5 separate regions of the Mus musculus genome follow, and regions 2, 3, 4 and 5 are each linked to region 1. Evidence: chromatin loops called from intact Hi-C (ENCODE). Cell type or tissue: heart. All regions are shown on one strand. Links, peaks and the distances in the headings refer to the core of each region. The heading gives the core; the rest is flanking DNA. Region 1 overlaps Mrpl12 (mitochondrial ribosomal protein L12). Region 2 holds the start of Mcrip1 (MAPK regulated corepressor interacting protein 1). Region 3 holds the start of Cenpx (centromere protein X). Region 4 has its middle 7.9 kb from the start of Rfng. Region 5 overlaps Pcyt2 (phosphate cytidylyltransferase 2, ethanolamine).

The links. Hi-C counts contacts between places; a loop is a spot of excess contacts. Peaks named below come from ENCODE experiments on the same cell type or tissue, not always from the same donor. Only the 100,000 strongest peaks of a DNase experiment are listed, where the experiment ranks them.
Region 2: it touches region 1 in a loop (2.3-fold over the local background); 4 of 42 quality-filtered maps call a loop at or near these places.
Region 3: a loop joins it to region 1, with 2.4 times the contacts of the local background. A loop is called at or near these places in 7 of 42 quality-filtered maps.
Region 4: it touches region 1 in a loop (3.0-fold over the local background); 9 of 42 quality-filtered maps call a loop at or near these places.
Region 5: it touches region 1 in a loop (5-fold over the local background); 10 of 42 quality-filtered maps call a loop at or near these places.

Annotation. Positions count from the first base shown.
Region 1 is chr11:120,486,575-120,492,172 of GRCm38, reverse strand. It overlaps Mrpl12 (mitochondrial ribosomal protein L12), which reads right to left. Exons shown (of 5, transcript NM_027204.3): 4 at 3,939-4,076; 5 at 3,419-3,855. The coding sequence ends at 3,739. It overlaps Slc25a10 (solute carrier family 25 (mitochondrial carrier, dicarboxylate transporter), member 10), which reads right to left and starts at 336. Exons shown (of 11, transcript NM_013770.2): 1 at 97-336. The coding sequence starts at 186. In heart, for the core only: a CTCF peak has its summit at 2,720 (motif pointing left); DNase peaks (open chromatin) are centred at 1,302, 2,622 and 3,784; H3K4me3 peaks cover 1,549 bases; H3K27ac peaks cover 577 bases.
Region 2 is chr11:120,547,154-120,552,751 of GRCm38, reverse strand. Mcrip1 (MAPK regulated corepressor interacting protein 1) reads left to right here and starts at 3,025. Exons shown (of 5, transcript NM_001033231.4): 1 at 3,025-3,095. Ppp1r27 (protein phosphatase 1, regulatory subunit 27) reads left to right here and starts at 1,620. Exons shown (of 3, transcript NM_026814.3): 1 at 1,620-1,888; 2 at 1,990-2,140; 3 at 2,423-2,777. The coding sequence starts at 1,699. The coding sequence ends at 2,546. In heart, for the core only: no CTCF peak of the experiment used is centred there; DNase peaks (open chromatin) are centred at 2,161 and 2,991; H3K4me3 peaks cover 2,941 bases; H3K27ac peaks cover 2,713 bases.
Region 3 is chr11:120,710,555-120,716,152 of GRCm38, reverse strand. Cenpx (centromere protein X) reads left to right here and starts at 2,386. Exons shown (of 5, transcript NM_016665.2): 1 at 2,386-2,460; 2 at 4,258-4,309; 3 at 4,397-4,450; 4 at 4,675-4,763; 5 at 4,847-5,212. The coding sequence starts at 2,434. The coding sequence ends at 4,861. It overlaps Lrrc45 (leucine rich repeat containing 45), which reads right to left and starts at 2,200. Exons shown (of 18, transcript NM_153545.2): 1 at 2,100-2,200; 2 at 1,625-1,880; 3 at 1,174-1,235; 4 at 933-1,003; 5 at 554-732; 6 at 219-347. The coding sequence starts at 1,844. In heart, for the core only: a CTCF peak has its summit at 3,225; DNase peaks (open chromatin) are centred at 2,342, 3,172 and 3,782; H3K4me3 peaks cover 2,879 bases; H3K27ac peaks cover 2,515 bases.
Region 4 is chr11:120,773,487-120,779,084 of GRCm38, reverse strand. No RefSeq gene overlaps it. Among named protein-coding and RNA genes, the nearest start is that of Rfng, 7.9 kb to the left of the region's middle. In heart, for the core only: no CTCF peak of the experiment used is centred there; a DNase peak (open chromatin) is centred at 2,834; H3K4me3 peaks cover 228 bases; H3K27me3 peaks cover 1,178 bases.
Region 5 is chr11:120,609,685-120,615,282 of GRCm38, reverse strand. Pcyt2 (phosphate cytidylyltransferase 2, ethanolamine) reads left to right here. Exons shown (of 14, transcript NM_024229.3): 4 at 886-952; 5 at 1,558-1,642; 6 at 1,860-1,904; 7 at 2,200-2,253; 8 at 2,682-2,820; 9 at 3,200-3,282; 10 at 3,578-3,655; 11 at 3,870-3,935; 12 at 4,105-4,170; 13 at 4,319-4,407; 14 at 4,512-5,221. The coding sequence ends at 4,614. Among named protein-coding and RNA genes, the nearest start is that of Npb, 4.0 kb to the right of the region's middle. In heart, for the core only: a CTCF peak has its summit at 2,380 (motif pointing right); DNase peaks (open chromatin) are centred at 1,092 and 2,362.

The DNA of each region.
Region 1 (5,598 bases), core at 915-4,914:
GGCCGCAGCAGGCGCCTTGTAGGCGCCAGGCCCCGGATGGTCCCCGGCGCCTAGGGCTCACCCGCCCGCTCGGCCTTGAAGCTCAGGCTCACTCACCTTGAGCAGGTCCAGCGGGTGCGTGCAGCAAGCGGCTCCGCAGGAAGCCAGCCCCCCAAAGTACCAGCGAGATGCGCGTGCCTCGGCCATGGCCAGAGCAGCAGCGACCTGGCCCGACCCCGGTGAGCACAACTCCGGTCCCAGCTGCTCAACGCCCGGTTCAAAGTGCTACCGAGCGCCCGCGCCCGGTACAGCCAATGCGCCCGCGCAGCCCCGGGGGCGGGGCCTATGGACTCCGCCCGCCACCGGACTCCAGCCTTGGGAGACTCCGCCTCTGGTCTTAAAGAGGCCGCAACGAGGAGCAATGAGAGGCGATCCACTGGAGCCAACTGTGAAACTGAGCTAACCCATGACCACCCCCACTCTCCAGATCATGGCTTTGGTCTCAGTTCCGAAGGCGCTCTGCCATTCTCAACTCATCAGGAGGTTGGTTTCCTACCAGCACCCTCTAGCCCTAGTCTGAACTTATGCCCTGGTGCTAACTTCGTGTGTTACCCAGGAGAAGGACACGTGTTGCAGCAGTGGACCTCTGTCCCCTATCCCCCTCGAGAGCCCAGCCCCCGCCCAGATGTAGGGGGGGATGGAAACCGTCTTGAGGCCAGCTTGCAAATTAAATAGAAATCAGGGACAAAAGGCTCTTAGTAAAGGGTAGCAGTGCTCCTCCCCCATGCCTACACCCAGCGAGTCCCTGCCAAGTGCAACTCAGCCCAAGCCTTGCTGTGGACACAGCCCTAGGCAGCCACCATGGAGAGGGTTCTGGGCTGTGAATTCTTCATGGTTACTGGCTCAGGCTCCTAGGAGGCAGCTCCAATCTGCCTGGTCTCAGAAGCCCATCTCTACCTACTGAACACGGGCAAAGAAATCCACATGTGCTCCCAGTTTGAGGGTGCACCTGCTAGCCAAGGTGATTTCTGAATCCCAAGGCTGCTTTAAGTCTGGCATTGTGAATGAAAAAGACACGTGTCCTGCAGAAAACTAACGTACACCTGGCCAACTGCTCCAGGCACCGCTCCCGCTGAACATTCAATAGGAGTATCCTATCCAGTCCTGCCAACCAGTGCCCAACTTTGTAGCAGCGAGGGAAGTAGAGAGCATGATGTCGTCTAGAACTCTAGGTGGCCTCCCATGCCAAGATACTTATTGTCATAGTACCAAGGTTGCACAATGCAAGATCTGGCATCTTGCTTGGGGGTGTGCCATCTTGGCATTTCCCCCATGCCCAAGAGCACCCTACACTGGAAGCCTATAACAAGGGGGTGAGGGGCACTTCCCACACTGGATCCATTCCTTTCCTACAGCAGGTACAGACAACATGCAACCTCACGTCTAGGAAGGTCTCTAGGTGGCAGCATCTGATATCTTAGCTGGGCTACTGTGGGGTAGGGAACCGAACAGCTGGCTGCTTGGTTGGTGAGACCAGGAGCACCACTTGGTCTTGCCCATATAGACTAGCCCTACCCAGAAACCATCAAGTACTAGACATACACTGCCAGGCACAGCAGAGGTCATATGCTAAAGGAAGCATGGTTGGTGTTCAGCAAGAGGATACTGCTTTTGTATATAAAACACTGGAGGGACCTTCAAAGTTACATCTAAGAACCATGAGCTACAGAGCCAATGGTTAGGGTATAGAAGTAGGCCTGACTGTCACACAGCAAGGAAACAAAGCTATGCCCAGTTCTGTCTTGTCTCATTTGGTCCAAATCTAATAGGAAGTCTAACCATGTTAACAGAATGGAGGTGACCAGGCTACAGATGTAGACTTATGTAGTCTATCCTTCTCTGAGAGAGCTGGAAACCATTACTGGCCAGAAGACCTCACGTCCATGAAAGACAGCTTACAAGGTAGAGCAAGAACAAGTCCCAACTGGAAAACGTAGGCTAGGAGCTAAGGATTTGTTTTACCTTTAAGACAGGATTTAACATGCATGCAGCTCTCAGATTGGGGTCAAACTGCAGTATACTAGGGCCCACATGTAATGTGTTAACAGGTCAGGAAGGCTGGGGTGGCCAGATTCACCAAGCAAGGGGCCTGAGTTAGCCAGGGAGGTACCTTATTGGCCTAGGTAAGGCCCAAATGTTTTTCTTGCTTTGAAGTGCTTGGGAAGGTGCTCAGAGCTTAAACACACCAGGCAAGCGTTTTACTACCAGTCAGCACAACCATTTTCTAGGGTCTGTAGCTTCTGCCTTCAGATCTCTAAGAGCACAGAATCACTGGAGTGAGGTTAATAGCCAAAGAGGTCAGGGTACATCTGACCTCTAGCTCAGAAAACACAGGCCTGGTATCCATTCCCCCAGCACTGATTGGGCTGGCCTGGGCTGAGATAGTACTCAGAAGTGAACTTTTCGGGCCACAGGACTGGTCTAAGCTGGGATTCTTGAGCTCAGTCACCTGCCCCAGGATCTGGCAAGTGCTACCAGGCCTCCTGGTGTCAACCTTTGTGCAGACAGCCATGATGTGCTGCTAGACAACCATTAACCAGAACAGTGTGGCCATCAGCAACCCCAAGGCAGAGTCCAGTCGTTCAGTCAGGGAGCTGCAGTTTCCTGGCTATGTAGGGTGGAGTGGACTGGTTTATAGCTGGGTGGGGCTGCCAATCACAAGGCAACACTGCCCTCTTCTGGTCTCTTACAGGAACTGCAAATATTCAGTACCAGTGCCAGAGGATACCTTCTGTTCACATACTACTGAGCATTTCAAATGAAGAAACTGTTGCTCTCCTAGGCTCAGCTCAGAGTTCTAGGAACAAAAGAACATACCCCACATGCTACCTTGGGTGGGACCCAATCCAGGCTTGGTCTGGGTCTTCCAAGACCTGCATGCACAAGCCCCTTCTTCCACGCTGCCCTATCCCAAATCCATCAGAACTCCCATCTTCTAAGTTTAAGTGCCCTTATCTCCCAATGGGCAACAATCTTGCCTTGGGTATTAAGAGTTAACAGCTCTGCCCCGCCCCTTCACCTGAGTCTATTCTGGATCCAAGACTGTTGGGCCAGGGTTACACTTTGCTACTTTGAAATCTCCAAGTATATGTTGGGCAGTGTTGATACACAGCAGGTAGAAGCAGGTGGATTTGAGTTCAAAGGCAGCCTGGTCTACAAACAAGTTCCAGGACAGCCAGGGCTACATCTTAAAGGAACACTACCTCTCCAAGTATCTATATGGAAATTCCTCATCCAAACATCAAGACACAACCCCTCCCTTAAACCCAGCTCCATTCTGTGCTGTGTCTGGGTGGACACATCAAGGATAGGCCCCTCCCACAAACAATGAGACGTGATATATGGCTGCAGGCCCCAAGCAAGGTTCAGGACACACACATGCCTCCAGGTGGTCCTTTATACTCCCAGCCCTGGGCACACACACCACTCATTGAACACCCCAGCCTGAATAGTATATTTTCTCAGTAGCCACCAGAGGGTGTGTTCACTTGGTAAGCTCCCAAGGCAATCTCTTGTGAGTTCTGCAAAGGTTGTCACTGCCCCACCCCATCACAGTAGGTCCATCCTGTCCCTCTCAGGAGACTTCGGACACTCGCGTCACTAGCTGTTGCTCCCACCACAGCAGCTGGGAGTGAATCGGGGTGAGCAGGCTTTGCCCGGATCCCAGAACTCTAGTCCGTAAGTCCTCATAACCATGCCTCACTCCAGAACCACGGTGCCACCCACTGCCTCCAAGGCTGCTTTGATCTTCTCGGCCTCAGCTTTGGCGACGTTGGCTTTGATTTCCTGGGGCAGGGACTCTACCAGCTTCTTGGCCTGAAAGAGACAACAGTCAGAAGTGTGGGGCATTAAAGCTGTCCCACCGAGGAGAGGAGAAGGCACTGAGGAGCGGGCCGCACCTGGACGAGGTTGATGCCCTGGACGTAGTTCTTGATCTCCTTGATCAGCTTTACTTTGTCCACAGGCTTTGCCTCTGTCAGGCGGACGGTGAAGTGTGTCCGCTCTTTCTGTTTGGGGACGTCTTCCTCCTCGGCCGCCTTAGGGTGTGGAAACAAAGATGAGGTGAGTAGGGAAGGATGGGGTGTGGCTGCCCCACCAGGACCTGCAGGTAAGATCCAAACATAACCTGAGCTCTACCTGCACAAAGCCACACCAGGCAGATCTTTCACAGGACCTCTCCCCGGAACAAGACATACTCTGTGCCTCCCTTTGCCATCCTCTACGGCGGTGTCCCTGTGTGCTTTTGGAATTTGTGAGACAGAGTCTACTCTGTGTAGCCCTGGATATCCTGGAACTTGTCCTGTAGACCAGGCTGGCCTCAACTCAGATCTGCCTGCTTCTGCCTCCAGAGTGCTGGGATTAAAGGTGTGCATCGCTACTGCCCGGCTCATTTTACATCTCTTAAAGATTGTAATTGATGGGGCTGGGTAGATGTTTGTCTTGCAAGTTTGAGGATCTGAAGTGGATCCCTGGAGCCCATGAAAAAGAAATGAGGCACAGTAGCTTGTGCCTGTGACCCAGCACTGACAAGGAACACAACAGGACCCAAGGGCCCACTGGCTACCCAGCCTAGCCTTATCAACAAGTTCCAGGCCGAGGGAAAGAACGTGTCTAAAAATGAGGTAAGTGGTGCTTGAACACGGAGGCTTCCTTGTGAACGCACGCACACGCACGCACGCACGCATATATAGGTAACCAGCAATTGGAACCTACAAGGCAGGGAGAATAACAAATGCTTTGCAGATAATAAATGGTTACAGAAACATCAGGACTACCTCAATCCTCAGCCACGACAACGACAGAACCATTTTTGAGGGGGTGGAATGGGAGGGGAGGGTTGAGACAGGGTTTCTTTACGTGACAGGCCTAGGTGACCTGGGACTCACTTTATGGACCAGGTTGGGTCAAACAGTTTCACCTGCCTCCTGAGTGCTGGGGTTTGAAGGCATACACTACAGGCCCGGCTAGAGTGACAACTATTTCAAGCCTTATTCTTGTGGTCCCAGCTTTGAGCCCCACCATCTGGGACACAACTGGATTGGGCCTGCATCCTGATACAGTTATGACCTTTTTCAAAGGCACTCCAGCTTAGGCAATGAGACCTAGCCTTGCTTTAAAAGTGAAGTCTGGGCTGGAGAAATGGCTCAGAAGCTAAGAGTACACTCTGTTGTTCATAGGAGCCTGAGTTCAGTTCCCAGCACCCATGTCAGGCTGGTAACAACAGCCTTCACCTCCAGCTTAAGGGACCCCACACTCTCTTCTGACCTCGCTAGCTACCCACATACATGTGGCACACACACAAACTAAGCAGCACTTATCTGACATAGGGTTTCACTGCGTTGCCCTGGAAGGCTGAGAATTCAGAGATCTGCCTGCATTTACTTCCCAAGTGCTGAGATTAAAAGTGTATGCTACCTTGCCTGGCCCTCCCTTCAGATTTCTTCCCCCTGGTTTTTCAAGTCAGGGTTTCTTGGTACAGCCTTGGCTGTCCTGGAACTCACTCTATAGACCAGGCTGACCCCGAACTCAGAAATCTGTCTGTCTCTGCCTCCCAAATGT
Region 2 (5,598 bases), core at 898-4,897, 61 kb before region 1:
AGATAGGTTGTGTGTGTGTGTGTGTGTGTGTGTGTGTGTGTGTGTGTGTGTGTGTGTAACAGCCCTGCCTGTCCTGGAACTCTGTTAGATCAGGCTGGTCTCAAACTGAGATCTGCCTGCCTCTGCTTTCTGAGTGCTGGGATTAAATAAAGGTGTGCAACACTGTGCCTGGCTGCTCTTGATACTTTTCAATGTGACTGTTTGGGTAATAGGATAAGGTCATATTGTAGTGCACTGTGCCCTAAATCTTTGTAAGAACATTTATGCCTTTGTAAGGAGCTATCTGAGCCAGATGTGACAGCACAGGCCTGTAATTCTAGCACAATTTTGAGGAGCCTGAGGGAGAATTCTGAGTTCAGGACTGGCCAACCTGGAAAACAACTACCTTCCCTGGGGGTGGGGGGAAATAAAAAAAGTAATGGGGTAACTGACTGTGGTAGTGCACCCTCGTAAACTCGCAGGTGGTAACTGAGGGCAGGATGCTCAGGAGTTTGCCTGAGTTACAAAGAAAAGTGTATGTGTGGGGGCATAGGATTTGGACACAGGCGTAGACAGCAGCGTTAGATATGAATGGAGGGATTGTGTGATACTTTTAGAAGCCAAAGAACACCAAGGACTGAGGCTGGTAAACTCTGGTAAGCTTGGTGCAAAGGCTCCCTCAGAACCTCAGAAGGAGCCCTTCCTGGTATGAGGCTGCCAGCCACTGCAACCATGAGGGTTTAAGTTCTGGCTTAACCCAATCTGCAGAGTCCACCATTAGCATTCAGGGATGCAGGGGAAGCTGTTGAGTTGGGAGCTATCTGTAGCTCCACAGCCAAGCTTCTGGGCTCCTCTGGCCCAACTCTGTTCTTGCATTCTGTCTACCTGGTAGTCTCATACCCCCAAGCCAAGCATCGCCTGACACCACAGTTGAACCTGTTGTAAAAGCAAGACAGCTGGCAAAGAAGCTGCAGGAAGCTTTGTATGGGGTCCTTCCCTTTCTTCACCCATAATGGAAACCATCCCCTGACTCTTAGGATCAGACTGGATATCTTCAACATGAGTCCATAGGCTGTCCAGAAAACAGAGGCAGTATGTGTGTGTGCTGGGTGAGTCCCATAGGACTAGTAGTGTTGATCTGTCTGTAGAGTTGAGATGTCAGTATGATGCACCCTAAAGGCAGTTTTGGGAATCTACTCTTGGAGAGGTGAGAGTGACACATTGGGAAATGGACAGGGCTGTGACCTCCTAAATGACAATGGATTGGTGCTCTTCAGATGGGGAGGGAGCTCAGCTCCCAGTAGGTAGACAGGTGATCCATCATCCTTTAAGCTTAGACCCTCTTGATGCCCTTGAGCTCACATCCACAGCTTTCTTCATGGACTCTCTCCTAGTCCTTCTGTCCTCTATAAGGCACCTTCTAGGTCCAGCTGCGGAGAGGGAGTAGTAGCCAGGAAGGATCTGACCCCTTTGGCCGGACATAGTGACAGGTGTGCTGAAAGATGAGCCACTAAACATGATCCTGTGCTCAGGGAGCGCGGAGCAGCTCAGTTTCAGCCCCTCGCGTCTGCAAGCATGACTGCGTGGCTTTATATAGCCTCGCAAGCCCTTTATAAGCTGGAATCGAGGTTCTGTCGAGCAGGAGAGCTTACACAGATCTGGTCTGGTAGGGACACTTTCTCACTCATACCCACAGAGATAGCCCACCTCAATCCCAGGATGCCCAGCCGAACGGTCCGCTATGCTCGCTACAGCCCCCGACAGCGGAGGCGGCGGATGTTGGCCGATCGGAGCGTGCGCTTCCCTAACGATGTTCTCTTCTTGGACCACATTCGACAAGGCGACCTGGAGCAGGTGGGACGCTTTATCCGGGCTCGGAAAGTCTCCCTAGACACTATCCATCCCTCAGGTGAGTAGATAACTGAGAGTCTGGCCTTCTGTCCATAAGGAGGCAGGGGAGATCCTCTTCTGAGGGTTACAGCTTTGACCCTGTGTTCCCACCCTGCCCAGGACTGGCTGCTCTGCATGAAGCTGTGCTCTCTGGAAACCTAGAGTGTGTGAAGTTGCTAGTCAAATACGGGGCTGACATTCACCAGCGGGATGAGACAGGCTGGACACCACTGCACATCGCTTGCAGTGATGGGTACCCTGACATAGCCAGGTGAGACTATGGAATGTGGTTCAGAGGTTTCATCCTAATCTCTCCAGGTGGACCCCCCCAAAATATGGCTCTGAGGATGTAGGCATCAACTCAGGGATTCTGGCAGTTTCTACCCGATTGCAACATTAGAGCAAGCCGGAAAATCTGGCCACAGCTTCCAAGGGGTCAGGTTTCTTCCTCCTCACTCTGCCTGGAAAAAACAAACAGGTGACCCCAATATTCTAGCCTTTTGGCCCCGGAGTGGGCTGAGTAGGCTTTAACCACCTGCCCTTCACACCTCAGGTATCTCATCTCTTTGGGGGCAGACAGAGATGCAGCCAATGATGATGGCGATCTGCCCTCCGACCTTATTGACCCGGACTTCAAAGACTTGGTGGAACTCTTCAAAGGAACCAGCATGGACTGAGCCAGGAGAGCCCTTTGGGGCTTGCGCCTCCTTGGAGAAGTGGCAAGCACCTTGCCCCAAGGACTAGAGTGCCCACTGGATGTGCAGTGAGGCAGCCAGGCTGGTTAGGACTTGTGGGGAACGACCCTCTTGCCCCTATACCCATTTCTCTGGCCTGGCTTTTTCTCCAGGTTTGTTTGTTTTTTAATGGTGATACTTTTTACTTTTTCAATAAACATAATTCCCAAGCTGTGATGATGACTTGATTAGCGCAGTCCAGTACAAAACCATCGCCAGGTACGCGGGGGCTCGCTGGCAGCGCAGGGCCGGGGAAATGCGTGTCCGGGGCCGGTGCGCCGATGTTCTTGTTCAGAGATGCCCGGCAACCCCTCCCTTCCCCCGACACCCACCCGTGTTTCCGGGACGACCTCGCGCGCCTCCGACCTCGCCGCACTCCGTTCGCCAGCGATCACGTGGCCCGCGCCGTTTGCGCCTGCGCGCCGCGTCACTTCCGGCCGGCCCACTGGAAGCGGCGGCGGCGGCGGCAGCGGCGGCGGCGAGGAGGGCGAGGTGAGGAAGGCGCGGCGCGGAGGCACGGCGGGGCGGGGCGCTGCAGGCTCCGTGGGACCTTGGCCGCCCCGCCCCGCCCCGCCCTGGTGTCGCTGGGTCGCCTGGCCTGAGCGGGGAGAGACAAGGCCGGTGTCTCCACGGAGTGCGGACGTGGCGGCCGCCCCCCCACCTCCCCGGGAACCGACGCCCGCGGTCCCGGGGCAGCCTCTGAGGGCGCTCCCTGCTTTTGAGCTGCGCAGGCCAGCCTCCCCAAACCGCGCCGGTGTCCTTGCCGGCTACCTGCCCTGCCCACATCCCAGTTGTCCTGATGCAGTGGCTCTGCGCAAGCCCGGGGCCTGTCTGTGGGCAAGCTGGACATGCTGGTGGCCGGAAGTATCGTACCCTGTTGACAAAAGCAGCCCAGATCCTGGGGTGGTCGTCCGAGATAAAATGGTCTTCCCTCTGGACGCCATGTTTCAAACACAGGGCAGGCTCAAGCAAAGGCCCCCAGTGAGTTGAGATCAGCTGGTGGATTTCTGGGGAGTGTCCAGGACGTTTAGACAGCGATGTGACAGGAGTGCAACGAGAGCCAGGTCCTTCAGGAGAAGGAGTCTGGGTTTGGGTCCATTTAGGGAATATCTAATAGTTTGCTAGTCCCGGGAAAGAATAGGATACACGTTCTAGGTCTGATGACCTGCCACTGTCATCTGGAAGCAGGCCCGAGCTGTCACAGCACTGTGGCTCCTGCTTGGCTGGTCAGTCGCTATAAGCCTCACAATTTGAAGCAGGGAGTGGTGGCACACACCTGTCATGCCAACTCTTTGTGTGGTGGAATCAGAAGGATCAGAAATGTAAGACTAGCCAGGGCTACATGAGACCTTTTTTCTAAAAGGGGTGGGAAGAGGAAAGAAGGAAACAACAACATTTGGATAGTAGACGTTTCAGAAGAACAGAGTGACCAGCCATTGCACCATTGATTGTAGTGAGGGACCACTCGCATTGTCACTGTGGTGGGTAGCAAAGTGTGACCATTTAGCATCATGTGCCTGGCATATTGGATGTATTTAGAAGAGTTGATGTGGTCCTGGATCTGTCCCCCTACCCTGCCTTCCAAAGCCCTGGGTCCTATAGAAGTGGAGAGTTCTATAGAGAATAAACCCATTCCGGATCTCTCCCAGTAGAGGGGCTGTGAGCAGACCCACACGGGTGTCACTGGGAAGCAGCATTTCAGAGAGTTTAGGAACCTGATGTAGGATGCAGACAGGAGCTGAGGCAAACTCAGAGATAATGAGCACCCAGCACCCTAGCCAGTTTCTGCAGCCTTGAAGGCCCTGGAGTGTGTCGGGGCTGGGAGTCATTCAGATCAGCTCTCAGGTGACAGCTGTGACATCCTCTGCAATAGGACTGTGAGATGCCTTCTTCCTGGCCTGCTGTGATAGGACCATGAACAGTGTATAAAGTTCCCAGCACAGGGATTCCCTCTGTCCTCCCTTGCCAAGGCTCTGCTGTGGCCTTTGTGATTCTTGGTCCTTGGACATTTCTGGGTCTCCACCTCGTTTTAAGTATTAACTGATTCCACATTTACCATATACTCAGTGGTTAGTTGTTAGTTTTAACTGGGATAATGTATAAAATGTAGAATGGCTTTGTCATGTCCATTATCATGTTGACTGAAGAGCTGGAGGTCCTTTGTTTGAGGTATGGGCTTCATACAGCCATGCTTCAATCTTCATTGAAGCAGGAGGACCTGGCAACTCTCTGGTGGTAGCCACTTCATATTCATATTCAAACTCTTGTCTGGAGGACACAGAGGAGATGGAGGACCTCTGGCCTGGGGGGAAGTGGGCACCTGGACAGGTTAAAAAAAAATCTGTTAGATTTCAAAGGGCAGCTGTAGAGAGAGTGAGGTGGAAGAAAACCTTGGTCTGCCCCTAGGCAGGACCATGTTTACTCGTCATCCCTGTGTGCAGAGGGCCAAAATGCCTGCAGAGGGAGATGGGATGTGGCTCTGTGTAGAGGCAGAAATGACTTCATAGTCTGCAAAGGAAGCTGGGAAGTGTAGTCTTTGAACAGGAAACTGTCAAGTTTACTGCTGACTATTATGGGGGCCTGAGGATACTAGCTGGTGACACACAAGAAACACGAAACAAGAGCTCTATGACAGTGCACAGCTCAACTGGTTTCCACTGGAAGTGGTGGAAATGTGTCAAGAAACTGTGTGTGTCTGCTGTGTAGCCAGTGGAAGCAGGGATGGGCAGGGCCACAGCTAGCCCATGGATATGTCACTGAGGGTCATCAGATCTAAGGTACTGTCATTGTTAGCTGTGTCTTAAGAGTTCACTAAGCCAGGTGGTGGTTGCACATGCCTTTAATCCCAGCACTTGAGAAGCAGAGGCAGGCGGATTTCTGAGTTCGAGGCCAGCCTGGTCTACTGAGTGAAACCCTGTCTCGAAAAACCAAAAAAAAAAAAAAAAAAAGAGTTCACTAAACAAAAACAAAAATGCTCGCGCTCTCTCTCAAACAC
Region 3 (5,598 bases), core at 906-4,905, 220 kb before region 1:
CTGGCTGCATGTGTGCTAAGGTATCAGTGAACATATGTAAGCACCAAGAAAGCTGCCTACCTTCAGCTGCTTCCCCTTGACCTAGGCTAGCAACTTGTATCCTGAGCCACCATGCCTTAAGCCCTGAACCATACCCTTCTGTGATTGATGGGCTCCTGTTAAAGGGCTTCATGCCTTGCTCCGACTTGTAAGAAGCTAGCAGCCCTGGGTGCCCATACCCACGGCTCTCAGGATGTCACCAGGGATGTTGTTCCCAGCCAGGTCCAGCTTCCACAGGGTTCTGTTGCTGGGGAGACAGTTCACCAGAGCCCGGCCCCCCAGGAGGCCAATGTTATTCCAGCGCAGGTCTGGAAGGAAACCTGCTGTCATTCAGTTGTATGGAAGGCTGGCCCAGCAGAGGATACTTTCTCTGGTGCTTCACTGCCCGTGGTGGCTGCCAGTATAGCCAGGAGCCCAGGCTAACCTCTCCATCACCAGAGGGACAGGGTGCAACTTAATACAGCCCAATGGACCTAGGTCTCACGGGCGTACAGCAGAATTCAGGAGACCTCACCCAGCTGTTGGAGGGTGGTGTTGCCCTTCAGGGCCAGGGCCAGTTCCTCTGCTCCCTTGTGACTGATCTGGTTGTTTCGGAGGTCCAGCTGCCGCAGGGCACTATTGGCTGCCAGACCCCCACAGAAGGTGGCAAAGGCATCTTCCCACGTGCCAAGGTTGTTCCACTCCAGCGTGAGGCTACAGGAAGGGTGGACACGTGTTTTTGGCTCAGCAGAACACTCCTCCCATGGAGCCCAGGGCATGTGGAAGGCCAGGATTAACCAGGTTATTCACTACTCATGGGGGCAGAACCTTGGTAGGTAGTGGGAAGTGAGCTGGTTACAGGACCCTAGGCCACACAGGGAGGAAAACGTGAGGTGCAGGCGAGGCCTACCTACCTCTGAATAGACTTGTTCTGTCGAAGGAGCTTTCCCAGAGCCTCAGCTCCTGTAGCTCGGAGGTTGTTGCCCTACAAAAGGAACACCCTGGCCAGTCAGTTCTTGTTACCCTGGCTCTGGATACCACATTTGAACCACAGAGACTCCAGGTGGTGGGAGAGGCTAGGAGATAGCTCTAGGCAACGTTGTGGTGGCCAGATCCTAGTTTTCCTGACTTTAGCAGCATCCCAAGCCCGCTCACCTTTAGATCCAGATGCTGCACACTGGTGTTGGCACACAGCCCTTGGAACAGCAGTGTGGACCCTGTGTAAAGATAGTTGGAAGAGAGGGCTGTCACTGGAGCTGGCGCTGCTACTCAGTGACATCAGAGCTGCTACTCAGACAGTGGTACCACTGTTCTGGCTTGCCGTAAGGCCACGTCAGAAACAGTTTTTGAGCTTGCCAGACCTTATCTTTCTCAAGCCGGCATGGGGAACCGTGAAAGCTGGGAACATTAAGGCTTCTCTATTACAGTGACACTGACCTCTGTTCCCAGGTTTTGGAAAAGGTGCAGGAAGAGAGGAGAGAGCAGAGAGGCCTGGACACGCAAAGACTTTCCTGCTCACAGACACCCGCTCTGAGGCTAGCCCCGAGGAAAAGTGTTTGATTGAACCCAACTCTGACGTTTCAGGTGCGGAGGCCACTGGCTTCACCTTCTTCACTCAGCATGCAGTCGCTGAGGACAAGCTCCTTCAACAGCGTCTCCTTATGCAGCAGCTTGCCGAGGGCCCTGCAGGTCTCCACCGTCAGGCTCTGAGTAGTCAGGTCCAGTCCGCCCTTCGGAAGCTGGTGCAGTTGCTGCAGAACAGCCTCCTGGGGCTCAGCCCCACTCTCCTCGCAGAGGCGGTTGTAGGAGCGCCGGAACTCCTCCATGTCCCCGAATGCTGACGGAGCCTCGCAAGCATGCCCCTGGAGACAGGATACACATTAGCTTGCTAGGCCGAAGGCTGGGAGCCCCTTTCCCTAGGGCGTGTACGCGGAGATGAGCTGAGCTGGCCCTATATAAGGGGAGGCCTAGAAATGTGGAATAGAAAGGAGGTTGGAATGGCTCGAGGAAGGGGTTTGGAGATAGAGTTGGAGCGCAGCAGAACACTGGCCTAGAAGAGCAAGTATACGCGTTGCACATACCCTAGTCTGGCCCTGTGGCCCCCAGCCCGCCCTCGCGACGTAGCCTCGGGTCGCTGGTGTGGCAGGACGCGGTTCCTCGCGCCTCAGTATCCAGGAAGAGTGTGGTGCGCCGGGAAGGATAGGAACTACATCTCCCAGGAGGCATTGCGGAAGGCATGGCTATTGGTAGACCAATGAAAGTGAAAGGCGGGCTTGAGCTGGAACTCAAGTCCCGGCTTGGGGAACGCTTGGATGATTGGCTGCTGGGATTGGAGGCGGGACCTCAGGGTCGCGTTCCACGTTCATTGGTTGGGATGTGGGAGGGTTCCGGAGAGTGCACATCGAGACTGTGGCCATGGAGGGAAACAGTGGCTTCCGGAAGGTGAGGCCTCTGGAATAGTGGCAGGCACACTCGGGCGTTGCGGATCCCCGCGAGACAGTCGTGCATGCTCGAAGTCAGCCTTATCGATGTGTTACCGTGTCTTTGGTGGGGGCCTGGCAGCAGGGTGGGAGCAGCCCGCGCGCTCTGCGGCTGGACTGAGCGGGTCTGTAGATTAACAAGCTGGACGACCAGTGGCACATCCAGGCTGGCTACAAGGGGTCTTCTCGGGAGGGACCACAGGGCCTTTTTCCAACTCGGCCGATGGGAGTGCGCGAGGCACACTGATGCGAGCCTCCACTGCTCGGGCCGAGGCCATCTCTCAGTGACAGGTTTGGGAGGACTCGCCCACGTGCGGGAAACTTAAGCAGAGGCGCTCCATTCTACGATGAGTGGTGCCACCTGAGGGGTCGGCTCTTGGCATCAGGCCAGCGCGCGCCCTGTGCAGAGTTCAGCCTGGCCTCCGCACTCCGTTCAGTACTTGAGTAGAGTTTTGGGGGCTTTGACCGTGACCGGAGTTGTGATAGTTCACTGAACTATGGGGAGTGGGCTGTCTCAGGAAAGAGTGACAGGAAGGGAGGGGCTTACATTTCAGGCTGTGGCCTTCTGGCCAGGAACAGGAGTTTGAGGTGCCACGGGTTTACCCTAATCCTACCCTCCAGCAGTCACATCCACACTTCCATGAAACAGCCTGCGTAGCTGTAGTCCAGCCCTGGCTCTGACATGGGCTTCTGCCCAGGTGCTGTCTGTCAGTCTGCTGTTGGGGTTCGTGGGACTGGGGCCCTCTGGTAGCGAGCGGGGACGGGGGGGGGGGGACCAGCAGGTGGCGCTGCTCTCACGTAGTCGTTCATGGACCCTCCTGGCCCAACTAACAAGTTCACCTGTGCCTGTGTCCATTTCCACCCGTGCCCCTCTGCAGCGAGTGGGTATCAAGGCTTCTCTGTGGCTGACGCTCGTGAATCCAAACTCACCTTTCTTTGTAGGCCATCCACTTCGAGGGTCGTGGGTGCCTGTCGCTGCCTACCTTTTGCCTTTCCCTGGTCGTTCCCCATTCTGTTCTGGACTAGGCAAACTTGAGTGGTCTCGGCTTCACACACTGCACAGATGCTCGGGGGCTCCTCATGGCTCACCTTTGGTGCTCTCACGGGATTCCTAGGCCTCTGGATTCTCCCTCTCATCTCCACCTCACAAACTACCACCAACCTTTCAGTTCTCAAGCCATTCCAGATGCCTGGCCAATCTGCCGCCACCACCTGGTACTCATCATTACAGCTAGGTTTCTCCAGACCTAGTCTACAAGGGTCTTCCCCAAACTAGTGCTGTCTCTCCACTCACAACTAGAACCAACTTCCGACTTCTTGCCAAAGAAAGCTCAAGGGTTCTTGGTTATACGTCCACCCAGCCCTCCAGCCACAGCCCGGCTTAACATGCTGGGTGTCCTGTGTGTGTGTGGCAGTAGATCCAAGCCAGGACTGCCAAAGGGGCCAGCATTCCTCAAGGCTGCCCGCCACCGCCCCCTCCCCAATCTGCTGGCACATTAGCTCCCTGCAGTAAAGGTGCAGCACTGCCCCTCAGCTCCCAGAATTGGAGGTGACATCACTGGGGACCCCCACTACATCCTCCCCTCCAAGCATAGCTGGCTTCATCCTCTCAACATAGGAAATGGCCCCAGGATAGCAGTTTCCAGCTGGGAAGTCACAACCATGCTCCATTCAGAACTGATACTTGGGAGGGGGCGGAGGGGGGTGACAATGACAGACAGCCTTGTGAGGAATGGCACTGACTCTGCCCTCCTTCTAGGAACTGGTGAGCAGACTACTCCATTTGCACTTCAGGGATTGCAAGACCAAAGGTTTGGGGCACCAGTGGGGTGGGGAATATGTGGGGCACAGGGAGGGAGGCTGTCCTATGACACCACCACCCTCCCCCTTCCCTCCAGTCAGCGGGGATGCACTGCAGCTCATGGCGGAGTTCCTGAGGATCTTCGTACTAGGTGAGCCAAGGGTTCCCACAACACCAGAAAGATGACAATTTCTTGTTTGGTTTGTCAGTAAACTAAGGTTTTTCTCAGCTACAATCAAGCCTAAGTCCTGTCCCTGAAACACTCAAGAGCCACCTAGGCCCCCTCTGAGGGCTGACAATGGGTGCAGGGGACCTAACAAGGGCAGGGTTAGAGCTGCCCCGCTTTCCCCAGCTCACTTCATGACATTCCACCAGAGGCTGCTGTCCGTGGGGTCTGGCAGGCCCAGGCAGAAGACCTGGATGTTGTGGAAGTGGATCAGCTGGAGAAAGTGCTCCCTCAGCTGGTATGTGGGATGCAGGTGGGGCAGTCTGCAGCTCTCCAGAATGGTGCCTGTGTGGTCACTTTGAGCCCGTTTCTCCTCCATAGCTCCTGGACTTCTAGAGTTCCCTCCTGTGGCCTGCAAGGTCTAGTGAATCCACACCAGCATCAACTCCTGAGCTCTCCAGCTTCAGGAGGATGGGAAGATCCCAGCAGCTGTTACCTCCAAGAGTCCTTGCAAGACAGGTGCAGGGAAAGGTGAACCAGCCTGCCTCCAGACACAGCCCTCCTCCCGCCCCCAGCAGCCTTGCATTATAAATAAACCAGCTGCTGGCAGTGCCTCCTTCTTGCCACCCTACATCAAAGCTGCTGTGTAGCCTTTTAACCACCTGACCCCCACCCCCAGGATGCCTCCCTGAGCTGTAAATTTGTTCTTACAAAGCAACATCAATAAATCAACACCATCTCTCTGAGGCCTGCTTTCTCTTTGCCATTAATCACCCAAAGTCTAGTTGCTTCAAAGCCTGAGCCCCGTGCTCCCTTCCATCCATCTCAGTGGGACGAATGCAGAGCTCTCAGAAAGGACAGGATAACAAACAGCATGTGTGCACATGCTGCAGTAAAACTGGAGCCTTCACACATGTGGCAGGATCTGCCACAGGCCACAGCAACTGCCACTTGTAGGCAATGGAGTCCAAGAATGTTTCGGTGAACCGGTAAGGGCCTGCTGGTAGAGGCGGGGACCGGGCTACACAACGTGAGAAGACCTGCTGCCTGCGCCAGTCTGCAGAAAGGTTCTCCTTTAATCCTGCCCAGCCTGATCGCAGGCTGCCTATAGGTAAGGGCCAGGCTGTGCCCTC
Region 4 (5,598 bases), core at 1,003-5,002, 290 kb before region 1:
TTAAGTACGGGAGCATGGAGTTATCAAAAGCTGCTGTAGAGATGGCTCAGCGGTTAAGAGCACTGACTGCTCTTCCAGAGGTCCTGAGTTCAATTCCCAGCAACCACATGGTGGCTCACAACCATCTGTAATGAGATCTGATGCCCTCTCTGGCCTGCAGGCATACATGCAGGCAGAATGCTGTATACATAATAAATAAATATAGAAAAAAGAAAAAAAGGGAAAAAATTTGAAGAAGAAGGAGAAGAAAGAAGGAAAAAGGAGGAGGAGAAGAGCCGGGCGGTGGTGGCGCACGCCTTTAATACCAGCACTTGGGAGGCAGAGGCAGGCCGATTTCTGAGTTCGAGGCCAGCCTGGTCTACAGAGTGAGTTCCAGGACAGCCAGGGCTACACAGAGAAACCCTGTCTCGAAAAAACCAAAAGAAGGAGAAGAAGAAGAAAGCAAACTGCTGCAGAACTCCTATAGTAACATTAAGATACTGTGAGGAATGCTGTCATCTGTATCAGCCAGTTCACTTGCTTGTGACCTCAATGTGGAGAGGCAGCAAGTCTCAACTCCATTCAGTACTGGAATTTGGAGACCTCCCCTTTACCCCTAGCAATCAGGTTTCCTCCTTTGCCTGCACTGTATTCACTCATGGGCTCCACCAGCAAACAGTCTTTCCAAGGATGAAAGTCTGTCCACACCACCTTCAGCGGTGATAGAACTGCTCAGAACAGACAAGGTCTTGACTGCCAGAGTTGAAGCAGCTTGCTGTGGGACAGAGAACATGTGGTTGTGTCCCCCGTACCTCCACCTGCCAAGGCTGGTCCTGTAACCTAAGCATCAGGTAGCCAGGAAGCTGGCTTCGCATCTATGATAAATATCACGTATCTATGAAGACTCCATTCTCGCTGGTGTCTCTGGTTCATGAGAAGCAAGACTAGACGTAAAAGTTCTCTTTAATAAATGATCTGTTGTAGTCAATCAATTTGGGTGAGCTGGGCATGGTGGCACAGGCACACACTTTTAATCTGAGGCAGAGACAGATGGATCACTGAGTTCAAGGCCAACCTGGTCAGGCCAACAGGTTCCAGGGCTGTCACACAGCGAAACTATCAAAAAACAAACAAACAAACAAACAAACAAAAAAACCAATCTGGTTGTGGTGATGCACACCTATAATCTCAGCACTCATTGTGTGGAAGTAGGAGAACTCAAAGCTTCATAGTGGGTTTAAAACCATCCTGGTACAGGAGCCCCTATTTCTGGACAACCAGTGTCCCAATTGAATACCCTTCTCCTGAATGTAGCTTTACTTGACATATATTCCTGCCCACAGTTTCTGACTTGTTGGTAGTGGTGTATGTGTGTTTGTGAGAGAGATCCCGTGTGTGTGTGTGTGTGTGTGTGTGTGTGTGTGTTCATGTGTGGCATGCATGTGTGTTCATAAGTGTGTGTGTGTGTGTATGTGTTCATGTGTGTGTGGATTCATCTGTGTTCACCTGCACATGTACATGAAGTTGATATTGGCTGTCATCTTCAGTTGATCTGCGCATTATTTTTGAGATGGGGTCTCTTAAGCGGACCTGAAGCATGGTGGTACACATTTTACACATCTCAGCCAGACTGGATGCTAGGGAACGACTACCCCCTCCCTCCTCCCACCATCTTTCCCCTGGAGCCTGGGGAGCCGATCAATGCTGCCTCCTCACTCAGCTCCCCCCCCACACACACACACTTGCAAGGGATCCCAAAGGAAGCCATTTTTGCACAACAAGGACACTCCCCATTACACCATCTCCCCATCCCCACTTGTGGGTTCCTAAGGGCAGATGGTGAGAGAATCGGATTCCTTTTCATGCTAATTCCTAAGCAGTGACAGTGCCCTGAGTCTCACTGGCTTGTGTAGATCCCAGATGCTCTCAAAGCTTAGCTTTGCACGCCCCTCTTCCCCCCCTCCCCCCGCAAAAAAAACCTACTTGGGAAGTGCCTTTGGAAAATCTACATCTACACAGCTGGCTCCTCTTTGACAGTTGTGTGTATGACTTCCAAGGTTTCTTGAATAGTTTGTTTTCATCCAAAGAGCAAGCTACCCAGGGTTACCCAGAGCTCTACACCAAATCTCCACAGTGCTCAGGGAAGGTGCACCAATGGGCTGAACTGATTCTGAGAAAACTTAAAACAACAATAAACAAACAAACAGAGGAAAAGGTCGATTTCCTTTGTAGAAGCCAAACTCTGTGCTTGGGCTGTCCAGAGTGTGCGGCTATCCCATGCCCTTTCACTCAGTCAGTAATATTTGTATAGGTTCTCTGGAGATTTCATACCATACACCGCTATTACATTCATTTCCCAGTCCTTCCCTGTTTTGCCCCCGGCCCTTGTTACTCCCCCACTCCCCCAAAAAAGTCCAATTTGTGTTATCTGTATATTCACTTGGTCAAGTTGAAGGCTCTGCACGACATCTTTGTGTCTTTGTGTCTCTCCTGGGTGACTAGCCATGCACTCTTGTCTAGTTTTTGGCTATGGTTACACATTTTCTAATAGTTTTCTACTCTGATCCAGGCATTCCTGCTGTTCAGATATTCTGGGAAGAGACTTGAGTCTCAGACTTGAACCCCTGGTGGTCTGCTAGCTACAATGGAGCATAGTAGAAGAAAGGCCAAAGGGGAGTATACATCTCAAGAGCAGGAGTAGAGTCTGGAGAAAGGCAGCAATTTACACAGCAGGAAGTGGTCGGTAGCTAGGAGATTGGCTGCTGCTATTGCCCCAACTCAGCTCAGGTTCAGCTCCCGTCATGGCAGGCATATAGACAGCAGGGGGCGTTGCAGCACCGAGCGAGAGCCTCTGGCACATGGCATGCGTACAGAAGGTAGGGGGCGCTGCAGTGCAGAGCGAAAGCCTCTGGCTCTGACCAGTAAGAATGGCTGCAGTCTCCAGTCCTTCCAGTTCTGGGGATGGGTCGGCCTCTGGAAACTCCTCGAAGCATTTTACTGTCTCCTTTGTAGAGTAAACAAAAGTAGAATCCATGGACAGGAGCCTGCCGAGTTATGTGTGTGTGTGTTTCCTAGCAACGATGATAGTAACTCAATGTTCTATTTAGTGGACACAACTGACTTATGCACACTCTCACAGTTAGTACCCCCATATTCTACGGAGTGCATTGACATCACAAGGAAAGATTTAAGCACCAGGTGCTCGGAACACAGTTTTTGTGGGACCTACAGTGTGAGCTCATCCAACAGAGAACCCGAGAGAAAGGGGATGGCTGGGCAGTGGTGGCCCATGCCTGTAATCCCCACACTTGGGAGGCAGAGGCAGGTGGGTTTCTGAGTTCGAGGCCAGCCTGGCCTACAGAGTGAGTTCCAGGACAGCCAGGGCTACACAGAAAAACCGTGTCTCGAAAAACCAAAAAGAACGAGCCAGAGAGAGAGAGAGAGAGAGAGAGAGAGAGAGCCCTACCCCAGCCCCACCCCCTTGGTCCCAGTGTGGTGTTTAGAAATGCAACATCTGTGAGAGATTAAGGAATTCTGGCTCAGGTTCACACCAGGATCTCAGGGTCAGGGCCCAAGGTTGGTCAAAGGCTGAGGTTGGGTTCAAACCTGCTGGGGAAAAGCCATAACTGGCTAGTCACAGTGAGGTCAAGGCACGATGGTTTTTGTTTGTTTGTTTGTTTGTTTGTTTGTTTTTTCAAGACAGGGTTTCTCTGTATAGCCCTGGCTGTCCTGGAACTCACTCTGTAGACCAGGCTGGCCTCGAACTCAGAAATCCGCCTGCCTCTGCCTCCCAAGTGCTGGGATTAAAGACATGCGCCACCACTGCCTGGCGCATGATGGTTGTTAAGGACACTGTTGTTAAGGACACAGATATGACAGACACAGAAGTGGTAGTGGGAGCTAGGGAATCCTCAGTGTCACTTAAAGGGTTAGTCAAGGGCTGGTGCAATGGCTCAGTGAATAAATAGGTGCTTGTCACCAAGCTACAATACCCTGAGTTCAGTCCCTGGGACCTGCATATTGAATGAAAAGAACTAACTCTCAGAAGTTGCCCTTCCGACTCCACAGGACAGACAGACAAAATAAAAACTTAATACAAACATTTTTAAAAGATATGTGCCAGGCGATTGTGACATACACCTTTAATCCCAGCACACCCTCCCAGGGAAGAAAAGGCAGGAAGATCTCTCTGAGTTCGAGGCTAGGAAAGTGGTGGGAACCCACTGCTGATTTGTCTGGGGTCTGTTCACTTGTGTGGCTGTCATCCCAAAGGCGTGATTTCTCCTGGCCAGGGTCAGAAAGGTTTGTTACTAGGGTTTTCAGGCAAAGGTTGGCCGTGGAAATCCCAACAGGCCAAGTTTGTGTATCTCCAGTGCACTACAGAGCCAGTTCTAGGACAGCCAGGGCTACACAGAGAAACCCTGTCTTGGGGTTGGGGGGGAGATAAAACATAAAGTAGAAATAGCTCTTAAACATATCAAATGATATGTAGTGTATGTGGGGGAGGGGCACACATGCACAGAGGGGTGTGTGTGTGTGTGTGTGTGTGTGTGAGTTGCTTAAATCTTCCTTCTCTCCTTTACCTCATTTCTTGGCTCTGTAGTGCACTGAAGATATAAAGACTTGGCCTGTTGGGATTTTCACAGGCCTTTGCCTAAAAACCCTAGTAACAAACTTTTATGACTCTGGCCAGGAAATTATGCCTTGGAGGTGACAGCCACACAAGTGAACAGACCCCAGCCAAATCAGCAGTGGGTTCCCACCACTTACCTGCCAGCCAGCACTCATAGGCCCTGGAGAAAAGCTTTTGTTGTTGTTGTTGTTTTTGAGACAAGGCTTCTTTGTGTAACAGTCCTGGCTGTCCTGGAATTCACCTGGTAGACCAGACTGGCCTCAAACTCACAGAGATCCACCTGCCTCTGCCTCCCAAGTGCTGTGATTAAGGACGAGGGACACGTCCAAGAGACCACGCCCCGTGAGATTTAGTTTTGTTTTTTTGGTGTGGGTAAGTTTGCTCTGTACATCATAGAATGCAGTGACTGCAGAGGCTAGAAGGCATCAGATCCCCTGGGACTGGAGTTACAGATGGTTGTAGCATCTGTAGCACGCGGGTACTAGAAATTTAACTTAAGTCTTCTGCAAAGAGCAGTCAGTGCTTTTAACCACTGAGTCATCTCTCCAGCCCCTGGCAGAGAAAGTTGAAATTTTGTAGGGACCATGACCTGTTTTTAATTTCTTTGTTGTATGGGCTTTTCAAACTATTTTAGGTTTAGGTCATTTGTTTTTAGACAGGAAATTTGGAATCCAAAAAGTAAGAAAGCTCAAGGTACCTTAAGGGGCTAGGTGTTGTGCGATCTCTGTGTTAATCTAAGAGCCCTGGGAATTACTGGATGTGCTATCATGGTGCCCCCAAGGGAGAGTCCCAGCTGACTGGTCCTCTATGAACCTCTGACTCAGTAGACAGTCATGGGAGTGAGTTAAGTGTGCTGTATGGTGTGTCAAGGACCCAGCCTCAGCCCATGGAAGCAGCAAGACCTTGTCTGAGAGACTGCAAAGCCTTCTTCTGGCCTGATTGGGAATGTTGACAGTGTTTACAAAGTGTTCATTGTAGCTGTCTGC
Region 5 (5,598 bases), core at 591-4,590, 120 kb before region 1:
GCAGGGTCTGAGGTGGGGGCTGGGCAGTCAGCCCTGCTGACCTAGTCACAGAGACAGTGGGCTTTTCATCTTGGCTCATCCTATGCACATGCAAGGAAGCTCTGGGACCATCCCCAGAGCAGTGGCAAAGGGAAAGGGGCCCCTGGGGGCTCTCAGTTAAAAATCCCTGTTTATGCAGGAGAGATGGCTCAGCAGTTAAGAGCACTGATGTTCTTCCAGAGGTCCTGAGTTCAATTCCTAGCAACCACATGGTGGCTCACAACCATCTGTAATGGGGCTCCGATGCCTTCTTCTGGTATATCTGAAGACAGCAATGGTGTACCCACATACATGAAATAAATGAATTAAAAAAATCTAAAAAAAAAAAAAAAATTTGCCGGGCGTGGTAGCGCATGGCACTCAGGAGGCAGAGGCAGGCGGATTTCTGAGTTCAAGGACAGCCTGGTCTACAAAGTGAGTTCCAGGACAGCCAGGGCTACACAGAGAAACCCTGTCTCAAAAAACCAAAAAAAAAAAGAAGAAAAAAAAAACCCCAAAAAACAAACCCTGTTTATGAGCCTAGTGTGATGACACATAACTATCATCTTAGCATTAGTACTGAGGAGGCTGAAACGGGACATTAAGTGTTCTGGATTAGCTGGGCGGTGGTGGTGCACGCCTTTAGTTCTGGCACTTGGGAGACAGAGGCAGGTGGATTTCTGAGTTCAAGGCCAGCCTGGTCTATAAATAAAGTAAGTTCCAGAACAGCCAAGGTTAATCAGAGAAGCCTTGTTCCAAAAAGAGTTCCAGGTCACCCTGGGATACATAGCAAGACATGCCCTGCCCCCCTCTCAAAATAACAACAAAACAGGAACAAATCCTTTTCTGTGTGCGTGTCACCTCTAGATGACATCACGCTGACAGTAGACGGCCGAGACACCTATGAGGAAGTGAAGCAGGCTGGGAGGTACAGGTAGGTCCAGGGAGTGGGGCTCAAGAGGAGACCCCCTGCCTAGCTCTCCTTGTTGCTGTGTTGACATACATACCCTGCAAGGCATTTGGGTCCTCGGTCAGGTGTGGAAAGTGCAGGACAGCATGCTTTGTGTGACCAACCCCAGGGCCTCTGCGGTGCTACCAGGCATAGCTCTGCCAGATGGCAGCATTCTCGATCATCACCGTTTGTAGGACATCCTTAGACTCGTAGACTCGGTAGTCTCAGGTGCCCCTGGAGAGCTGCCTTTTTATTTTAATTAACTGTAATTTAAAGAGCCAGCTGTGGCCAGTGGTTCCTATAGGGACAGAGCAGCCAGGAATGCATATCAGGGTTGCCTGAGTGTAATAGAGGCCAGAGGGAACAACGTTGGAATGGGGGCCAGAACTGGTATGTCCTCAATGTGACCTGCCTACTCCCTGGAGTTACGTTGTACAGCTGAGTGAGCCCATTGCTCCTGCCCCAGTCTGGCTTTCTGTTGTGGGTGGGTGGTCCTGGGTTAGGGTTGTGTCCCTCAGGTGGCTTCTGCCTATAGCAGAGCCTCAGGATTGTCCTGGATGAAAACCTCCACCTTACCTCTGTCCCAGAGAGTGCAAACGCACCCAGGGTGTGTCCACCACAGACCTCGTGGGTCGCATGCTGCTGGTGACCAAGGCCCATCACAGCAGCCAGGTGAGTCCAAACGGATGGGGTCTGGGATACGGTCCCTGGGCTAAGGACACGGGGGAGGGTGGGTGCAGGGGGGGGGGTGCACCACCTAGCCACCCTCAGGTTTATCCTGTTTCTCTCCCTGACCAACCCCTTAGTGGGCTCCGGGGCCATGGCGTGCTGGGCCCAGGGTTGGCAGTCAGGAGGGCAAGGTCCCTTAGTTTCTTGCCCTTGTGTGCAGGAGATGTCCTCTGAGTACCGGGAATATGCTGACAGTTTTGGAAAGGTGAGTACAGCCTGGCTCGCTGAGGCCACTCTGGAAATCCAGTTGACATTCCCACCCACCCGTTAGGCGTCCCATGGGGAAAGGTTGGCCCAAAGCTTCAGTGTCTGCCCTCCTCCCTCTCTTTCCCAGTGCTGACCAGGTACTGACCATCAGGCTTGGCCAGCTAGTGGATGCTGGGAGGGAGGACAGGCAAGAGGTGGCCAGTCCCAGCAGCCACTTCTTGGAGGAGGAGCAAGGACTGCCCACCTTACAGGTGGCATCTAACCAAATGGCCTGGCCCTCTCTCCCTTTGTAGCCCCCTCACCCGACACCTGCCGGGGACACACTTTCCTCAGAAGTCTCCTCCCAGGTGACCAGATGGTGGCCTCAGGGTGCCGGGTCCCCCAGAGGGCTGTGTCTGCTGGCCACTGGGCTCTGCGCCTGCTCCTGGTGGTGTTGCCAGGCAGAGCTGGTGTTGACTGCATTATCTTCTGTGGCCACCGGGTGGAGCCACAGTCCTGCTAGCTACAGTGGTCCTGCGTGGCCTTACCATGGTGTGTCCCTGCCCCTGCCCCAAGTGCCTGCCTGGACACAGCCCCCAGCTGTGCTGCTGGGTTATTGACAGGCTGGGGTTTGGGGGAGTCCAGCCTGTAATGCTCTGTGCAACTCCCATCACCCACACCTACGACAGGGGCACAGGGAGCCCTGGGCCCAGAAGAATGACCAAGGGGAGGGTACTGGGTGAGGGGCACACATAGAGGCCTCTACCACTGACTGGTTCCTTCTCTTGACTAACAGTGCCCTGGGGGGCAGAGCCCCTGGACAGGGGTGTCCCAGTTTCTACAGACATCCCAGAAGATCATCCAGTTTGCTTCTGGGAAGGAGCCCCAGCCCGGGGAGACGGTCATCTATGTGGCTGGTGCCTTTGACCTGTTCCGTATCCTCTGCTGCCCGAAGTCATGCCTCAGAGTGGGACCCATAGCCTCCAAGGCTCCAGGGTTGAGCTGGGTTGTGGTGGGTGCGGCCTTCACCAGGGAGAATGGCACGGGGTCCCTTGGGTGCCCATTGCTGTTACCTGGCCTGCTTTCCTCCTCTCCATCCATGGGGTTGGGGATGGAGCACAGGGCTCTGCGTATCCGAGGCCAGTGACCTCTTGCTGAACTACAACCCCAAGTCTTGCTCTCTTGAGACAGAATTTTCCTGTGTAGTCCAGGCTGACCTAGAACTTGCAATACTCCTGCCTCCGCCACGCAAGTGCTGGGTTTACAAGAACACCATGATACACAGCTAGTTACTGCTTCTTAATCTGGATATAGACATCGGGCACGTGGACTTCCTACAGGAGGTGCACAAGCTAGCCAAGAGGCCCTACGTCATCGCCGGCCTACACTTTGACCAGGTCTCTGCCCTCCTCCTTGCTTGCTTCTCAGCACCCCGTCAGCTGATGGGCCATGGGGTCCCTCAAGGGGCCTTGCTGGGGTCAGTGTTGGGCACAGGTGGCCTCTGAAGGACTGAGGAGGCTCCAGGTGCCTGCGAAGGCAAGCTTGGCTCTCTTCTGGAGTCCAGGACAGCCCTGCCTAGGGTGTTCCTATGAGAGGGGGCACTTTTCCCAGCTTCTGCCCACGACGGCCAGCTGGGAGGGAAGGCACCATTCATTTGAGGTCCCCCAGCTGAGCCAAACTCACTGGCCCTAGGAAGTAAACCGGTACAAGGGCAAGAACTACCCCATCATGAACCTGCACGAGCGGACTCTCAGTGTGCTGGCCTGCCGGGTAAGTGAACTGGGAGTCAGGGCCGGGCGGCTGGGCCCTACTGGGTGCAGTTTCTTTCCCCTGCTGAAGGAGTCTGAGGGTCCCCTTTGCCCACTGGCCCTGGCCGTGTCGCCCTGCCCTGCTGGCTCCCCTGGCCTCCTCTGCCACGCTCTAGCCCTCTAGCTCGCCAGGGATGAGGACTGAGTGAGGTGCTTCACTGGCTGTGTTTCCGCAGTATGTTTCAGAAGTGGTGATTGGGGCACCATACTCCGTGACAGCGGAGCTCCTGAATCACTTCAAGGTGAGGCTTCGCTCAAAGTTCTCCTGAGCAGAACATGATGCTAATCTTCCTAGAGGCTCTTGCCTGCTTCAGCCTGGGCCAGTTTTTTGGGGTTTGGGCTAGCCCTAAGTGGTTGTCAGTGGTGGCATAGCAACTCTGAGGAAGTCTCCTGACCTTGCTCCCTTTCCAGGTGGACCTGGTGTGTCACGGGAAGACAGAGATTGTACCCGACAGGGATGGGTCTGACCCCTACCAGGTGGGTTGCCCGGCGTGGGCTGCCTCGGGGAAGTAGGTGCAACCATCCTTCCTGGTATTGGTCTCCCATGGGTGGAGGGACAGCTGGGGGTGTCTCTGTGGTCAGGAGACCTCTCATCTCCCACTTCTCTTCCCATTGAGGCCTCCAGGAGCCCAAGAGAAGAGGCATCTTCTATCAGATTGACAGTGGCAGTGACCTCACTACAGACCTGATTGTGCAGAGGATCATCAAGAACAGGTGTGTCTCCTCCCCTCCCCTCTGCCACCCTCCCCCCTACTGGGTTGGCAGTGGGCAAACCCCCAGTATTGGAGAGAACCAACCTACAACCCGTCTGGCCCCAGGCTGGAGTATGAAGCACGGAATCAGAAGAAAGAAGCCAAGGAATTAGCCTTTCTGGAGGCCACGAAGCAGCAGGAGGCGCCGCCTGGAGGGGAGATTGACTAGCTTCAGACCCGGAGATGTTGTTCACGCCCTTGCCCTGTGCCCACCTCTTCTCTTCCTGCCCGGCTCTGCTTCTGTGTCTTGATGTCAGCTCACACAATTCCAAAGGAAACTGGCCTTGCTGAGGGTGCTGCCTGCCTGCGAGGCACCTGCCTTGCAGCAGGCTCTCAGCCCTTCCCTCTGAGCTGCTCAGAGAGGGTAGCTAGCCCAATGATGTGGCCCGTGGACAGGATAAGCAGATGCACCTGTGACTGACTGGAGGCGTGTTGCTGTGTATCCCGGGCATCCATGGGTTCCAACTGCCACTGCCCCAGTCTTGGCCAGAGATACCCCTCCTGCCTGACTGGAAGCTGCACATCTGCCCACTGAGCTTTGGTGAAAGGTCCAGAGGCTTTGGGGACCTCTGTTCCTGGGCCACCCTGCCCGTGGGCACCCTCTACCTTGGGGCACGTTCTAGCACCCCATTCCTGACTCCTGGAAGATGCACTTGCCCCGACAGCTGGGCAGCACGGCTGTCCTCTGCAGAGACTGCCTGGTCCTCATTGTACTTTGGTGGCTCAACTGAATAAAGCCTTGTGGGAAGCACTCTGTAGGCTCCCGACCCCGGGAAGAAACTGGAACCGGTCCACATCCGCCCACAGCAAGAGCTCTTAGGAAAGGGAGGGCGAGCCGGGCCAGGGAGCTGGGTAGCTTGTGCATATCTGGGGACCCTGATGAGGACCCCAGAACTGCTCTTGGTGGTTGATTGTGGGGAGACTGGCTCGGTGATGAAGCAGCTGACAGGAATGGCGAGGCCCAGCTCCCAAACAGGGATTCTGGTGCAGCTCTGTCCCATGCCGGGTGTGGCTGATGAGGCACCACAGAGAGGAGAATGAGAGGTGCTCAGAAGGAAGCTCAGGTACTTGGTGGTACCTGCCTCACCCACACCTGTGTCTGCCTTGGGCTGAGGGAAAGCAGGGCAAAAGAAACAACTGGGGCAGAACTCAA